2 separate regions of the Homo sapiens genome follow, and region 2 is linked to region 1. Evidence: chromatin contacts called from ENCODE Hi-C or POLR2A ChIA-PET data. All regions are on one chromosome and are shown on one strand. The core of a region is the stretch at or near the end of the contact, and the rest is flanking DNA. Distances in the headings are between cores, read along the strand shown.

Evidence for each region. A loop is a pair of places that touch in the nucleus more often than their neighbours do. ChIA-PET counts read pairs that join two places held with the same protein, here RNA polymerase II (POLR2A). Pooled maps may share reads with other maps.
Region 2: a loop to region 1 is called in a map of PC-9, with 3 times the contacts of the local background. The contact joins two enhancer-like sites. A Hi-C loop is called at or near these places in 2 of 168 maps with a recorded cell type or tissue (PC-9 and mammary epithelial cell) and 10 of 50 pooled maps. POLR2A ChIA-PET finds 5 or more read pairs at or near these places in 6 of 52 experiments (A549, AG04450, GM12878 and 3 more).

What each region holds. Positions count from the first base shown.
Region 1 is chr9:72,441,408-72,447,018 of GRCh38, reverse strand. No RefSeq gene overlaps it. Among named protein-coding and RNA genes, the nearest start is that of TMC1, 77 kb to the left of the region's middle. RefSeq lists an enhancer at 2,567-2,826. Within about 2 kb of position 2,963, at least 9 of the 41 ENCODE cell types and tissues checked have a DNase peak (open chromatin) inside an H3K27ac peak, as active enhancers do; they include PC-9 and mammary epithelial cell, where a contact is called at or near this core.
Region 2 is chr9:72,537,764-72,543,374 of GRCh38, reverse strand. All of the region lies in intron 1 of TMC1 (transmembrane channel like 1), which reads right to left. Among named protein-coding and RNA genes, the nearest start is that of TMC1, 19 kb to the right of the region's middle. Within about 2 kb of position 2,699, at least 6 of the 41 ENCODE cell types and tissues checked have a DNase peak (open chromatin) inside an H3K27ac peak, as active enhancers do; they include PC-9 and mammary epithelial cell, where a contact is called at or near this core.

The DNA of each region.
Region 1 (5,611 bases), core at 1,714-4,213:
AGTGGCCGGGCGCGGTGGCTCACGCCTGTAATCCCAGCACATTGGGAGGCCAAGGCAGGTGGATCACCTGATGTCAGGAGTTCGAGGTCAGCCTGACCAACATGGAGAAACCCCGTCTCTACTAAAAATACAAAATTAGCTGAGTGTGGTGGCAGCTGCCTATAATCCCAGCTACTCAGGAGGCTGAGGCAGGAGAAGTGCTTGAGCTCGGGAGGCAGAGGTTGCAGTGAGCCAAGATTGTGCCACTGCACTCCAGCCTGGATGACAGAGCGAGAGTCCATCTAAAAAAAATAGATAAAAAGATAAAAGTTGGCTGGGCACAGTGGCTTAAGCCTGTAATCTCAGCACTTTGGGAGGCCAAGGCGGGTGGATCACCTGAAGTCAGGAGTTCAAGACCAGCCTGGCCAACATGGTAATACCCCTTCTCTACTAAAAATACAAAAATGAGCCAGGTGCGGTGGCAGGCGCCTGTAATCCCAGCTACTCAGAAGGCTGAGGCAGGAGAATTGCTTCAACACAGCAGGCGGAGGTTGCAGTGAGCCGAGATTGCACCATTGCACTCCAGCCTGGGCGACAGAGTGAGACTCTGCCTTAAAAAAAAAAAAAAAAAAAAAAAAAAAAGATGAAAGTTATCTTGTAATGACTAAGATGCCATTTCTGTCATGAGGAATCTTGTAATCTGTACAGAAAACTGGTTATAAAAGGGGGATGAAAGGAGAGAAAGAAGTAGGGAGGTGACAAAATCTTTATTGAATGTCTACTTTGTGCTATGCATTTTGCTGGATAAATCACATACATCATCTCATTTAATCCTTCTACTGTTGCAGTGACTCCCCCCCCTTTTACTCTGAACAATGAAGGCTTGAAAAGGTTAGCTAATTTATTCAAGAGCACAAAACTTCTCCATGCCAGAGGAAGGAATCAAACCCAGGTCTATCAAAGTCTTAATTTATGTACTTCCTCATATAGAAGGCAGTCATCTAAGTGCTAAAGATATTTGGATATCAGCAAGATTTTTAAGATAGACACTGCTCTCTTGCTAGACAAAGTTGTAGTAAAGGACAGGGTTACCTTACAGATCTAGGACACAGCAGGATAAGTCAAGCTCCAACCCCTTGGTGAGACCTTCTCCAGAGAAGCAGACCGCTGAGGGACAGTTTTTGATGTCTGTGTCCTATCTAACATATACAAAACTCTTAACAGCTGGAGAGATGAATGATTCATCTAAACCCATCCCAGGAGTCCTGAAATCTTCCCCTTTGTTGCAGTGAGACACATTAACTGGAGGAGAGATGGCCTCCTGCAAATCTCCATCACAGTCAACCCTCCCATCTTCTTGTTCCACTTCCCTGTCACTCACCTATGAGATTTGGAGATAGGCTAATTTGGTCACATTATTCCTCAGCTGGTCCCTTTTGGAGAAATCTTTTTAGGTATTTTGGTCACCAACTTATTCCCTTCCTTAAAGTAATTTTTGTTAAATTCTCACCACCCTCTTAACTTTTAATTCCTCTTCCTCTTTTCCTCCTCCTCCTCCCTTTCTTTCCTCTTCCTCTTTCTCTTTCTCTTCCTTTTCTCTCTTTCTCTCAGTTGATAACTGTGCCTACCACACCTCCAGGAAACATAAACCATCAATTTTATAACCTAAAATCCAATCAACCTCCATACACATCCATTCTTCCGTTCCTCCCATGACAGAAGAAGAGGAGCCCTTCTAGGCAAAGCTAATTCTGCTGCTTTTGTCCTTATCCTGTTTACTCCTGCTTATCCTGGAGTCTGTGCCGTCTTTTATTGTCTCTCCTCTGCCTTTTCACTCCTCCTTCTCCATGAGCATCTTTCCCTTACTATAAAACATAACTAACTTGCTCCCACTGATGAATATCTTTTCTTTCTTCTTAATTCCACTTTATTTCCCAGGTGTCTGTGGAGCGTGTGCTATGTGCCAGACACTGTGCTGGGTGATGAGAATACTTTGGGAAATGAAACATCCAAACCCTGGCTTCAGGGAGCTTACAGTCTAGTGAGAGAGCAGATGATAAGTAGGCATCTAAATATAAATTTATAAATTTCCACAAATAGGGCACAGTGCTAGAGAGTAAACAGGGAGTCCTCTAAGTTAGGGTAGCCAGGAAAAAGCTCTTATCATTCCATCACTTCCATTACTGGAGTGCAGACTGTTATCTCTCACCTGGGTTCTAATGAATTCTTAACTGGATTCTCTGCTTACAAATTCCCTTTTTTGGTCCTTTTCACGTATTACTACCATAGTTCAGTGTCTAAAGCAGATCCAAACTTGTCATTCCTCTATTTGTGCCTTCAGTAGTTTCTCAATACCTGCAAGCCCAGATACTTGAGCCCAACATTTTAAAACACCTAGATGAGTAAACAGACTAGAGATTGCTCTATAAACAGAGACCAGTGCTGTGAGCAATGTTTGGTGCTGATGTTAATCTCCAGAACTCCCCTGGGCTTGTTATTTTTGACAGCCATTCTCTATTTTGATTTGTCTTCTTTAACAAAACAAAACCAAATGAAGAATGAAGAGCATCCAATGGAGGACCTAGAGCAATTGCATTCTCTCCTATGACTACTAAGTAGTTCTAAGAAACAGGTTAGGCTGTGGAACCTGCAAAGTGGAGAAGAAAGTGGCTGAAACTCTGGAGAAAGAAAAGGCCACACAGTTGACTGCTGCAGGAGACCAAATTTGACATTCTTCTTTAAAATGCTATTAGGAAAACTGGTCAACTAAAACAAAAAGAAACTAAATTTCATGAATTTCTCATTTGGTGAAATGGGCTTTTGTGAATTGGCCATTGAGTGAGTTTTCTTCAAGAGTCTAGGGGAATTTGACATTCTGACTATTTGACAGACTCCACCAGGGGGAAGTGAGTTATATGAGTCAAGATTAATGGCATGGGCAGAGGAGCTTCTGTCCCACTTCCTTTTTAGTAGCTGAGAGCATACTGTGTCTCTTGTTGCCTCTCTGTCAGCTTGTGGATAGCAAAGTGTGGGCCTAAACTTCACGCTTCCAATACGCCGCCAAAGAGAACATGGAACTTGATTGAGGGCCTGATTAGGAGCTTGATAGAAGATGTCTTGACAAAAAAGATGAGATGACCTGTTAGTGGTGAGCCAGAGATGGTTCACCGGGTCAGAGACCTGCCTATTAAATTATAAGAAACTTTGCAAGCCAGTTGTTAAACACAGCAATACTTAAAAACAAAGATATTTCAACTTACATTTAAATTAATTCTATTAAAAATAAAGACAAGAAATATTCAAAATTGTCACTCCATAGTTATTAGACTACATTTTACATATTATCTATGTTCTTGAGCTTATATGTATCTATTGTATCTGTAAGGCAGATCTTTTTCCAACTTCACATTTGGTGACACCACACTGGTACCTTGAAATGCCAAGGCAGAAATGTTTGCACCACAAAAGTCTGCAAATACCACAAATCAGGGCTCAAGTGACTCAGAACCAACTGCTAATCATACTGCGGTCTACACTGCAGGGCAGACTTCCTGTTTGAAGAGCTAGGAGAGGTTAGCACAGTGACTCATGCCTGTAATCTCAGCACTTTGAGAGGCCAACTGGGGTGGACCACTTGAGGTCAGGAGTTCGAGGCCAGCCTGGCCAACATAGTGAAACCCCATCTCTATTAAAAATTAAAAAAAAAAAAATTAGCCAGGCATGGTGGCACATGCCTGTAATCCCAGCTACTTAGGAGGCTGACACACGAGAATTGCTTGAACCCAGAAAGTGGAGGTCAAAGTAAATGGCACCACTGCACTCCAGCCTGTGCGACGAAGTGAGACTCTGCCTCAAAAAAAAAGAGCTAGGAAAGTCACACTGGACCTCTGCAGCACTAACAAGGTAAGGTCATGTCAGCAAGGATAAGAATGGTCCATGCATTACACCAGTTACAGGCTTCAGTTCATATGCCAGCAGAACACCCCAAAATTGCACCAGTCCCTCCCAGTGGTCATGAGTCCAGGGAGCAGCGCGGACCAGCCATGACACAGCAGAGACCAACAATGTCAAAAGGATGCCAAGAACTCCCAATGTCCTCTGTCCTGCTGAAGTCGCTTAAGCCTCACATTCAGATGTCATCTTGAAGAGAAACAGAGTGAGCAGAAACCTGAGAGACTGAGCACTTTATCTAAAAGAGATAAAGAATTTACCTAAAGTCATGATTTTCTTTATAAAATTGAATAAAATTCTGGTGAGACTAAAACTGCACTTGTCACCCTTTGGGTTGGGGGTGGTTGAGTGAGGATGATCTTTGCTGACAACAGACCTAGTATATAAAAAAGGAGCCATACTTTGTTGTTGTTGCGTATTTGAAAACAGCGTAAATAACTTTACACTTCTGCTACAGTGGTGATTTTGAACTTTTTTCTCTTTCTGTGACTCTAGCCAAAGAGATAGTGAACTTTTATTAAGGGATAAATACTATTAGTATCTTCCATTTGCAGATAAAGAAATCAAGCCTCAGAAAGTCTCTGTAACTTATACAAGATGACCCAACCAGGAAGAGGATGAGTCAGGTCTTGAAAGGAATGTTGGTATGTCTGCAAGCGTTCCGCCCTGGTTTTACTGCTTGTTATCAACCCTTTTCAGGCCTTTTCTAGGTCCTTTTGGCTGTATAGGTACTTCTGCAAGAACTGAGACAAAACAGGAGAGAGCATCCTCTCAGGGAAGCATCTGGAAGAGGTAACCTGGGGACAAGTCAAGTCAGGAAGACTATTACTTTAGAAACTGACCATGAATACTTTAGGATCTAGGACAAGAAATGAAATGTCACTAGAAAGGAAGTTGAGATCAGAAACTAAGTGCACAAATCATGAAGAAGGTAAATGGGCCACAGGACTGGCAGCTAATAGAGTTAAGAAACTGGGGCAATGACTGAAGTGTGGAGAGAGGTTGGCCTGTGAAGAACTAAATCCAGGAATCCTGAGCAAGTGTTCCTTTCACACAGGGCCCAGTTCATCTTGCCAGAGCAGCAGTAGCCTCATAAAGGAGCCAAACCAGACATGAAAACAGCCTCTCTTCACTCACTCCCTCCCACTGCCCTGCATGCCCCAAGACTGCTATCTCCATCTGACTCTTAGTTGTCTTGAAAAATAAGTATTTTTGTTATTTTATGGAAGTAATTTATGCAGGTAATTTTAGAAATTCAAATATAGAAAGGCTTAAAAGAAAAGCAGAAGTCACCTGTCCCAACCTACTCCTTTTCCAGTCCAACTCTTCATACTTTGCATTCAACTTCCATAAATTTCCAAATGCCCCATCCACTCCCATGGCTCACACAGAATTGCACATGCCAGAACCTGTCCCAGTATTTCTTTTCTGGTTTTATTATCCCAGAGAGATGGGGAGGAGCCCAACACAAAAGTCCCAAAATATAGAGCCTTGGTGAAAACAAATAGATTGAGAGCCAGAGTAGGCACGGGAGGGAAGCAAGGGTGTCCACCCAGGCCCCTTTTGTTTCACTGATTTCCATGGGCGGATGGATGTTTCTCCCCATTGTCTGGGGTGTATTGTATACTTTGCAAGCTCAAGGGAATGAGTCAGCTTCTCGCTCCTCCTTTGCTTCCCATCT
Region 2 (5,611 bases), core at 1,450-3,949, 97 kb before region 1:
CTCTGGACAGACTAGTAGCAGGGGAGATGGGAAGAAGTACATAGACCTGAGATGCAGGAGATAGATCTGGGAACTAAATTTAAGGAAGAACAGATAGGATTTGCTCATGGGGTAGATGGAAGAAGTAAACAAGGAAGAGGAACCAAGGAAAAGTTCCCAATTTCTGGCTTAAACAATTAGTGGATGGTGAGGTCACTAGTTGAGATGGGAGAGAAACTAGTTGAATGAGAAAAATCACTGTGTCAAGGCTCAAAGGCAACCTTACAAGATGAAATGTAAACATAAAGATAAAATGTAACATGACACCTTCTTTTTTTAAAAAAAATTATCACATAGAAAAAAACAAGTGAAGGTCTAGTGCATATTTTCATTTTACACATTAGAAAACTGAGGCCTAGCTGGGTGCGGTGGCTCATATCTGTAATCCCAGCACTTTGGGAGGCCAAGGTGGGTGGATCATGAGGTCAGGAGTTCGAGACCAGCCTGGCCAAGATAGTGAAACCCCCATCTCTACTAAAAGTACAAAAATTAGCTGGGCGCGGTGGCAGGCACCTGTAATCCCACCTACTCGGGAGGCTGAGGCAGAAGAATTGCTTGAACCCGGGCGGCAGAGGTTGCAGTGAGCTGAAATCATGCCATTGCACTCCAGCCTGGGCAATAGAATGAGACTCTGTCTCAAAAAAAAACAAAGGAAGAAAGCTGAGGCCTGAACAGTAAAGATGACTTGCTCAATGAGTCAGTGCCTGGATCAGAATTCTTTTTTTTCTTTTTCTCCCCCCTAGGCTGGAGCGCAGTGGCACAATGTCAGCTCACTGCAACCTCTGCCTCCCGGGTTCAAGTGATTCTCCCACCTCAGGCTCAGGAGCAGCTGAGATTACAGGTGTGTGCCACCACACCCAGTTAATTGTTTATTTTGAGACAGAGTCTTGCTCTGTCGCCCAGGCTGGAGTGCAGTGGCGCTACCTCAGCTCACTGCAACCTCCACCTCCTAGGTTGAAGTGATTCTCCTGCCTCACCCTCCAAGTAGCTGGGACTTCAGGCACATGCCACCACACCCGGCTAATTTGTGTATTTTTAGCAGAGACGGGGTTTCACCATGTTAGCCAGGATGGTCTCCATCTCCTGACCTCAGGTGATCCTCCCACCTCAGCCTCCCAAAGTACTGGAATTACAGGCACGAGCCACCGCGCCGGGCCCTTTTTTGTGTGTATTTAGTAGACATGGGGTTTCAACAAGTTGGCCAGGTTAGTTTCAAACTTCTGGCCTCAAGTGATCCACCCACCTCGGCCTCCCAAAGTACTGGGATTACAGATGTGAACCACCACGCCCGGCCTCTTAGGTCAAATTCTTTGGCTCTAGTATTGCAAATACCTCACCCAGATTTTTTATTTTTGGTTTTTTGTGTTTTTTTGTTTTTGTTTTTTAACAATCCTTTCTCTTACATCCTCTTTCAGTTTTTCAGCTATGTGTGCTAATAGAGCTTATGACCTCACTTCTTCCTAAGGGCACAGACTGATACCAAGAAGTTTCTTCCTGACTTCAGATCTTTCAGTCTAGTCATACCTTGTTTCTGAGAAGTACATAAAATGCCGTTGATCTGGAAATTTTCATCTATCAAGCTTCCTCTTCTAAAGCCAATACCCCCAAGACCACCCTGGAAAGCTTCTAGGCTCTTTTTTTTTTTTTGAGATGGAGTTTTGCTTTTATTGCCCAGGCTGGAGTGCAATGGTGTGATCTTGGCTCACTGCAACCTCCACCTCCTGGGTTCAAGAGATTCTCCTGTCTCAGCCTCCTGAGTAGCTGGGATTACAGGTGCATGCCACCATGCCCGGCTAATTTTTGTATTTTTAGTACAGACGGGGTTTCATCATATTTGTCAGGCTGGTCTCGAACTCCTGACCTCAGGTGATCGGCCCGCCTCAGCCTCCCAAAGTGCTCGGATTATAGGCATGAGCCATCGCACCCAGCCGCTTCTAGGCTCTTTAAGTTATTCAAACAATTCATTCAGACAAATACTTATTCAGTATCTACTGTTCTGTATGGTTTGAATAACTCAAAAGTATGAGATTTGATTCTTGGCACCAACAAGTCTTAAGTTTGGTTGGAGAAGTTAAGACATAGATGTAAGAATTGATTAAGTGATAACACTGGTTGGTGTAAAGATTTGGCATCAAAATAGGTGGCTAGCACTGTAAGAGCTATGACATTTCAGAAAAGGTAACCATCCATGTGGGCAAGAGAAATCAAAGATTATGGGGCTAGAGATGGAAACTGAAGAACAATTTGGCATTGAGAAAAAGGAAAGGAGGGTAGATTTAAATTTGACCTGGAAAAAACAATTCAGTTCAGGACCTGGCCACATCCAAAACAAAAGTCAGAAGTTTTAATAAAGCTGGGTAGTATTGATGATTGGATTTAATGGAGGCAGATAACTAATCATTATATCTGTATTAACTCACTGAAGCTTCACAACATCCCTATGAGGAGGTACTATTGTAGCTCCATTTTATGTATAAGAAAATAAGGACACAGAGTGGTCATTTAATTTGCCTTAGTCACACAGCCAGCATGTTGTCATGCTGAGTTTCAAGTTCAGCTACGGGGCCTGTGCTCTTAACCACTACAGCATGTGGCCACTTGCATGAGCTCTCCTGGTTTGTAATAGTCAAAGGGTGGGGCATCAAAATGACCACAGCAAGGTTCTGGGAATCATGACTAGGGACAAAAATAAATGACTACCAACACGCGACGCAGAGACAGATTGCAAAGACAAACAGGCATAAGAGCCAACTTCAAAACAGTAAGGACAAGGATAAAGATCGGAAAGGAATAGTGCCAGGTTTGGAGAGGAGGTGGAATTAAAAGAAAAAAAAGTCAGAACGAGGAAAGTCAAAGATGAGGAATTTCCCTGAGGTAAATTCCTGGCAGAAAGCTGGTCTGTCTGCCCCTGATTTTACTACCCATGTGGCTATCTCTGCCATTGTACCTTAGGGAAGTCATGCAAGCCTCAACAGAAGAATAAATGGAATAAAATTTGATAGTACAGGCTGAGCATGACTGCTTAGAGTACACCAAGAACTCACCTTCCTACCCCCCATTTCCTGGGATAAAGAACAAATATTAGAAAACAACAAGAAACAAGGTGCTGTACTTTGGATGTTCGCCCTCCCAAACTTCATGTTGAAATTTGATCCCAATGTTGGAGGTGGGGCCTAGTGAGATGTGTGTGTTATGTGGGTGGATCCCTCATGAATAGATTAATGACCTCCCTGGCAGGGGTGGGAGTGAGCGAGTTCTCAATCTGTTAGTTCCCTCAAAAGCCTGTACCTCTGTTAAAAAGACCATGGTACCTTCCCCTCCTCTCACGCTCTTCCTCTCTCGCCATGTGATCTCTGCACATGGAGGCTCCCCTTCACTTTCTGCCATGAATGGAAGCTTCCTTGCCTTCACCAAAAGCAAATCCTGGCACCATGCTTCTTGTACAGGCTTGCAGAACTGTGAGCCAAATAAACCCCTTTCTTTGTAAATGACCCATCCTCCGGTATTCGTTTAAAGCAATGCAAAATGGACAAAGTCAGAATACTGGTACCAAGTAGTGAAATGTTGCTGTAAAGACAACTGAAAATGTGGAAGCAACTTTGGAACAGGGCATTGGACAGAGGTTGGAAGAACCTGGAGGGCTCAGAAGAAGACAGGCAGATGAGGGAAAGTTTGGAACTTCTTAGAGATTAGTTAAGTGGTTTTGACCAAAATGCTGATAGAAATATAGATAGTAAAGGCAAGGCTGAGCAGGTCTCAGAAGGAAATGAGAAACTTACTGGGAACTAGAGCAAAGGGTTCCATGTTATGCTTTAGAAAAAAAAACTTGGCTGTGTTGTGTCCATGCCCTATGGATTTGTGGAAGGCTGCAGTTAAGAGTGATGACCTAGGATATCTGGCGGAAATTTTGTTTTGTTTTGTTTTGTTTTTGAGACAGGATCTTGCTCTGTCACTCAGGCTGGAATGCAGTGGCACGATCTAGGATCATTGAAACCTCCATCTCCTAGGCTGAGGTCATTCTCCCACCTCAGCCTCCCGAGTAACTGGGACTACAAGCACATGCCACCACACCTGGCTGATTTGTTTTTTTGTTGTTGTTTTTTTTTTGTATTTTTTGTAGAGATGGGGTTTTGCCATGTTGCCCAGGCTGGTCTCAAACTCCTGAGCCCAATTGATCTGCCCACCTCAGCCTTCCAAAGTGCCTGCCTCTCACAGGCATGAGTCACCATGCCCAGCAGCAGAAGAAATTTCTAAGCAACACAGCATTCAAGAAGTGGCGTGGCTGCTGGAAATCAAAATTAAAATTCAAACTCCCCCAATCAACTGAATGGACCCCTTGGTCAAGGAGATCCCAAAGAAACCTGAAAAACTAGCTCATGCCATAGCAAGATGAGAGGGTACCCAACATGCCTTATTACACCCTCCCCCTTTGGAGTTTAGACACAAATGACCAGCATTAACATTAAAACAGAGATCATATGACTGACAAGACAGACTCTTTGTAGCAATAAGATACCAAATTTGAACCCGACTCTGATATAGCATCACATGACATAGCAAGACCTAAAGGAAATAAAAGTATTTTATTGTCCAGGTGTGGTGGCTCATGCCTGTAATCCCAGTAATCCCAGCACTTTGGGAGGCCAAGGCAGGCAGATCACTTGAGGTCAAGAGTTCAAGACCAGCCTGGCCAACATGGTGAAACCCCATCTCTACTAAAAATACAAAAAAATTAGCCAGGCATGGTGGTGGACACCTGTAATCCCAGCTACATAGGAGGCTGATGCAGGAGAATCGCTTGAGCTGGGGAGACGGAGGTTACAGTGAGCCGAGATCGTGCCACTGCACTCCAGCCTGGATGACAGAGCAAGGCTCTGTCTCAAAAATACGATACAATACAATACAATACAATACAATACAATACAATACAATACAATACAAGTATTTTATCCCAAAATATATTTATTTGACATTTTGAAAAGGCCCTGCAATGTTGTCTCTTGTGGAGGAAGTTAGTGTTCTGTAGAGAATCTCTCCCTTACCAAGTTTTTTCCAGAGAGTCTGACACCTTTTAAGTTCTAATAAGAGACATTCATCATCTATTCACTCTGAAGCCTGCTACCTGGAGGCTTCATCCACATGACAAGAACCTTGACTTTCACTTTTTTTTTTTTTTTTTTCAGACAGGGTCTGGCTCTGTCACCCAGGCTGGAATGCAATGGTGCAATCTCAGCTCACTGCAACCTCTGCCTCCTGGGCTCAAGTAATCCTCCTGCCCCAGTCTCTCGAGTAGCAAGGACTACAGGTGTGCTCCACCATGCCCATCTAATTTTTTTATTTTTTGGAAAGACAGGGTCTCATCATGTTGCCCAGGCTGATCTCAAACAGATTGCCCAGGTGGCAATCTGACCACCTCAGCCTCCTAAAAGTGCTAGGATTACAGGCATGAGCCACAGTGCCCAGCCAACCTCTTTATCTTAACTCAAGCTGACTTCAACTGTTCAGGCAGAGCTTAACTCATTCAACCATTGCCAATCAGGAAATTTTTGAATATACCTATGACCTGGAAGCC